Regions from separate parts of the Homo sapiens genome. Here region 1 is linked to region 2. Evidence: chromatin loops called from intact Hi-C (ENCODE). Cell type or tissue: heart right ventricle. All regions are shown on one strand. Links, peaks and the distances in the headings refer to the core of each region. The heading gives the core; the rest is flanking DNA.

Evidence for each region. A loop is a pair of places that touch in the nucleus more often than their neighbours do. Peaks named below come from ENCODE experiments on the same cell type or tissue, not always from the same donor. Only the 100,000 strongest peaks of a DNase experiment are listed, where the experiment ranks them.
Region 1: it touches region 2 in a loop (17-fold over the local background); 9 of 110 quality-filtered maps call a loop at or near these places.

The regions. Positions count from the first base shown.
Region 1 is chr1:212,562,101-212,565,019 of GRCh38, forward strand. No RefSeq gene overlaps it. Among named protein-coding and RNA genes, the nearest start is that of LINC01740, 18 kb to the left of the region's middle. In heart right ventricle, for the core only: no CTCF peak of the experiment used is centred there; no DNase peak of the experiment used is centred there; H3K27ac peaks cover 190 bases.
Region 2 is chr1:212,510,867-212,513,785 of GRCh38, forward strand. The region is part of intron 1 of LOC105372908 (a long non-coding RNA gene); the gene reads right to left. Among named protein-coding and RNA genes, the nearest start is that of LINC01740, 33 kb to the right of the region's middle. In heart right ventricle, for the core only: no CTCF peak of the experiment used is centred there; no DNase peak of the experiment used is centred there; H3K27me3 peaks cover 1,099 bases.

The sequences.
Region 1 (2,919 bases), core at 119-2,618, 51 kb after region 2:
ATAATTATTCATGCAGATGGCCTCACAGGCTTCATATTTTCAGTCACTCACTATCTTTGTGTTTATCCCCTCACCCACCTCTCCCCAACCCCAATCAAAAAGTATCTCTTGGCTGGGTACAGTGGCTCATGCCTTTAATCTCAGCACTTTGGGAGGCTGAGGCAGGAGGATTGCTTGAGCTCAGGAGTTTGAGACCAGCCTGGGCAACATAGTGAGACCTCATCTCAATTTTTAAAGAATTTTTTTTTTTGAGATGGAGTTTTGCTCTTATTGCCCAGGCTGGAGTGCAGTGGCATGATCTCAGCTCACCGCAACCTCTGCCACCCGAGTTCAAGCTATTCTTATGCCTCAGCCTCCCGAGTAACTAGGATTACAGGCGTGTGCCACCACGCCTGGCTAATGTTGTATTTTTAGTGGAGACGAGATTTCTCCATGTTGTTTAGGCTGGTCTCGAACTCCAGACCTCAGGTGATCTGCCCACCTTGGCCTCCCAAAGTGCTGGGATTACAGGTGTGAGCCACCACGCCTGGCCAGAAATTGTTTTTAAGTGTCATAGTGAAGATGAGGGGCGGGGGAAGCATTTATTAATGGAATTAGGTGCTGTAATGGGTGCAACTCTGTGCAGAAACTTACCTAAACAGATTCAATGTCCTCTAAGGACTTGTTATCTAAGATCAACATATGGTAGGTGCTTGTCTTAGTCAATTTGGGCTGCTATAACAAAATACCGAAGACTGGGTGTTGTAAACAACAGATATTTATTTCTTACAGTTGTGGAGCCTGGGGAATTCAAGATCAAGGTGCTAGCAGATTAGTGTCTGGTGAGGACCGGCTCCCTGGGTTGCACACCTGCCTTCTTGCTGTGTCCTCACGTGGCCTTTCCTTGGTGGTGTGCCTGTGAAGAGAGAGAGAGCTCTCCTGTCTTTTCCTCTTCTTCTAAGGGCACTAATTCCATCATGAGGGCACCATCCTCATGACCTAATCCAAACCTAATGATCTCTCAAAGGCTGCACCTCCAAATACCATTATACTTCGGGTTAGGGCTTCAACATACAATTTTGGAGGAGACACAAACATTCATCCCATTTATTTGGTGCTCAATAAATATTGGATGTATGAATGGATGGAATAAAAAAAGATAAACCTGTGTGGTAATTGGATAGAAAACACATGGACATACAGTCATATGCCACATGACGTTTCAGTCAATAATGAACCGCGGATATGAGAGGAGTCCCAAAAGATATAATGGGCCAGGAGCTGTGGCTCACACCTGTAATCCCAGCACTTTGGGAGGCCAAGGCAGGCAGATTAGTTGTGGTCAGGAGTTCAAGACCAGCCTGGCCAACATGGTGAAACCTTGTCTCTACTAAAAATACAAAAATTAGCTGGTCACAGTGGCACATGCCTGTAATCTCTGCTACTTGGGAGGCTGAGGCAGGAGAATAGCTTGAACCCAGGAGGCGGAGGTTGCGGTGAGCTGAGATCGCACCATTGCACTCCAGCCTCGGCGACAAGAGTGAGACTCTGTATCCAAACAACAACAAAAATCAAAAAAACAAACAAAAAGATATAATGGAGCTCAAATAATCCTGTCATCTAGTGATATAGTTGTCATAACATAGTAGTAAAACATATTAACTTTTTTTTTTTTTTTGAGACAGGGTCTCACTCTGTCACCCAGGCTGGAGTGCAATGGCACAATCTCAGCTCACTGCAACCTCCACCTCCTGGGTTCAAACGATTCTCCTGCCTCAGCCTCCTGAGTAGCTGGGATTACAGACACCTGCCAACACGCCAAGCTATTTTTTGTATTTTTAGGAGAGATGGGGTTTCACCATGTTGGCCAGGCCAGTCTCGAACTCCTGACCTCATGATCCGCCTGCCTCAGCCTCCCAAAGTGCTGGGATTACAGGCGTGAACCACCGCACCCAGCCAACCTATTAACTTTTTTATGTTTAGATACGTTTAGATACATAAATACTTACCATTGTGTTACAGTCGCCTACAGTATTGAATACAGTAACATGCTATACAGGTTTGTAGCCTAGGAGCAATAGGCTATACCATACAGCCTAGGTGTGTAGTGGGCTATACTACCTAGGTTTGTGTAAGTACACTCTATGATGTTGGCACAACAATGAAATCACCTAACGATACATTTCTGAGAACATATTCTTGCTGTTAAGTGACGAATGACTGTATATGACATTCTGGCAAAGGCAAAACTATGGAGACTAAAAAGATCAGTGGTTACCAGGGGTTGAGGAGTGGGGGTGATGAACAGGTGGAGCACAGAGGGTTTTTGGGCCAGTGAAACTATTCTGTATGATACGATAATGGTAGATACTTGTATTTAAAAATCTGCCCGAACCCATAGAATGTACAACACCAAGAGTGAACCCCAGTGTAAACTATGGATTTCAGGTATTAATAATTTGTTAATTAGGTTAATTGATTGTAACAAACGTGCCAGTCTGGTGGGGGCTATTGATAAAGGAGGTGGCTATACAAGTGTGGGAAGAGGAAGTATATGGGAAATTGAGTACTTTCCACTCAATTTTGCTGTCAATCTAAAACTGTTCTACACAATAAAGTTGATGTTTAAAAAAGCCAAGTGATGTGGTAACACCTTTCTGTAGAGTTCATTCCGCTGTAGCGTCACATAGATTTGGGCTGGAATCTGAGCCAAGCCCTGTAACCTGGGGAAAGTTACTTACCCCTCTAATCTTAGTTTCTCTAACTTTATAGAGATTGTAATGCCTTCCTCAGAGTGTTTTGAGAACTAAATGCAAAACTGTATGTAAAGAATCTAATCCAGCACCTGGATATACAGCATGGTAAATATATACAGGCCTCCCCGTTCCTCCCTATGACTGTGATTCTTATCTCTTCTGATGGCTACTATTTTCAAAGTCA
Region 2 (2,919 bases), core at 171-2,670:
AGATCAGATTTAAGACTTTTTATCTTGATGGGAGGACTGACAAAATCACACTGTAAAGAGGCTTGTTTCAGGAATGGGAGAAATTATTGCAGCTATCTTTATGAAAAATCTATAAGAAAGTGAGAAAAAATACATGCAGAATGCTAATCCACCACGTTTAGCAGGAGGTCTTCCCATGCTGTTTGTATTGCCCCACACCACCATGGTCTCTGTCCTGTAGGCTCATATAAGACCTTTTATAGAATTTTGTTAACCAAACCCTCATGGCTTTAGGTAGTTACAAATACATATACCATATCCTCATGCTGGGGAAAGAAGCAGAACACACTAATTATCACTAAAGGATTTGGAATTGGAGAAACTTGGGTTCAAGTCCCAGTGTCACTACTTATTAGCCCTATTACCCTGGGTAAGTAATCTCTCTGAGCCTCAACTTCTTTAGCTATAAAATGTGGTTTTGCAGCTGGGCACAATGGCTCACACCTGTAATCCCAGCATTTTGGGAGGCTGAGGTAGGTGGATCACTTGAGCCCAGGAGTTTGAGACCAGCCTGGGAAACATGGCAAAACCCCATCTCTACTAAAAATACAAAAATTTAGCTGGGCATGGTGGTGTGCCCCTGTAGTCCCAGCTACTCAGGAGGCTCAGATGGGAGGATCTATTGAGCCTAGGAGGTTGAGGCTGCAGTGAGCTGCCATCAAGCCACTATCTCTAGCCTGGGTGACAGACGGAAGCCCCGTCTCAAAAAAAAAAAGTGGTTTTGCATATAATAAATGAATTAACATACGTAAAACGCATACTTAGCACACTGTCTGGCACTGGCAAAGGGATCAAATAACAGTAGCATCATTAAGTGTTTTTTGGGGAACAAATTCACATCTCTAATAATATAACCACTGGAGATGGAATTTGAGAAAGAGTCTAATTTAAATCCAGGCTCCGCCACATAATACCTTACAGGACTGCTGTGAGGATCAAAGGAATTCAAGCAGAAAATGCACCTAGAAGCATGCCTGGCACATCACAAATGCTCAGGACATGCTTTGTGTGCATCCCTGATTTCTTAGGTCACGGCACCAAGCATGAGCTCGGCTCCAACAGGGCCATTGTGATGAATAGCACCTGTCAGGTGTGGGGTGCGTTTTCTCCCACAGGGACCAGCCGCAGTGTGAAAAGCCATTTTGTCTCTTCTTTGGGGTTCTTTTACTCTTTCTCACACTCTCAGGTGATCAGCTCCCAGGCGTGCCTGTCTCTACATCTACAGCTCTGGTTATTAACCTGTGTCCCGTTGGTGAGCCTCATGGGGCTAAGATTAAAGAAGGAGTCAACAGGATCTGAGAAAGAGCCAGAGGGGCTCTCCTGGCTCTTTCTGGTTTTTTGTTTGTTTGTTTGTTTTGTTTTTTGTTTTTTTCTGGTCACCCGCAATTCCGGAAGGTGTTTTCTTACACTGGTTCTTCTCATACCGTCAGGGAGGGGAGTGTGCTTCACAGTGAGTGACATTACAGACCCCATTTCACTGCCTAGCCACCTGCTTTTGCAACCTGCCTGGCCATCAGCCATTTGGAAAATGTGGATAACTAGAAAGGCAACCACCAGTGAAGGGAGCTGGTTCTCACCTTGTCCATGCTACAGATAGTTAAGTGTCAGGCAGTCTGTGTGTCCTGAGCCCTGTGTGAATACTCCATCCTAACCTCTGGGTTTGGTTATATCAAAGAAAACCCTCATACTGCCCCTGGGAGCAGATGGGGAAGGATCAGATTTGTTTGGCGAGTTACAGTGACATCTGTCTAAGGAGATCACCCGCAATTCTGGAAGGTGTTTTCTTATGCTGGTTCTTCTCATACAGTCACATTTATGACTAACTTCTAAGGCTGGAGATTTTTCTCATAAACATAGTGTTTTGTAGTTTTTAAGGAAAAAAAAAAATCCCAGCAGAACTGCAACATCTAAGCTAAATCTTCTTGCCCCTGAAGTTTAGTTATTTGTCATTGTCCTCATTTGTGACTCAAAGGCAGAGAGAAGAGGGTTCACCAAAACACTTTGAAATATCTGTTGGCTGACCCAGCTGGGGAGGGCTGAGCAAATGTGGTGAAGAGGAGCAGAAGAGTGGCCTGGAGCCTCACTTGGGCATCCTGGGACACTCAGTGGCAAGCAGAAAGGGAATTCTGGAGCCCGTGGCGCGTAGTGTGAGGTCTAAGCAGATCCACTGCAGGCACCACCTCCTCCCCTACTGGAGGCTGCCTGCCCTCCCCAACTGTCCTCACCTACCTGCGTCACTGGCCACCACTGACCCTCTGGTGGGGAGGTAGCCAGACCCAAGGCAGCTGGGGCCAGGGTTCCCCAGTTAGCTGATGCCCCTCACCACAGGGATTCAGTGACTCACTCTGAATGAAGCATCATAAATTTCTTCCTAATAGCACACTTGTCACTGAACCATTCCAACAATTTGGCAGGGCAAGCCATTTGGCTCAAGGCAGCAGAGGTAATCCTCTGTTTATAAAGTGTCTCCTGCTGAGCAATGCAGAGGGGTGAGGACCCCTTGGTAGTCGATGTCACAACATCCATTTTGAGCTGGCATGATCATGCCCACTTTACAGATGAGGGAGTGGAGTCCCAGGGAGATCACATGGGAAGAATTAGTGACTCAGCCCCTCAAGCCCAGCTGGGACAGACCCTGGCACCTCACCCCCAGCGGGCAGCACCGTGAAGTGGCTGGCAGCGGGGGCCTTGGCAGAAGACAGCTAGGGTTTGAATCCTGGTGCTGGGTGACCTCAGACAGGTTCCTTAGTCTCTCTAGGGTCTCCTTCCCTCATGTGCACAAGGAGGATAATGCTTAACTCAAGGGGCTTGCGTAGAGATTCAGCACAGTGCCGGCGCCCAGCAAGCGCCCCTGAGTGGCTGTTTGCTGGTGTACAGTCT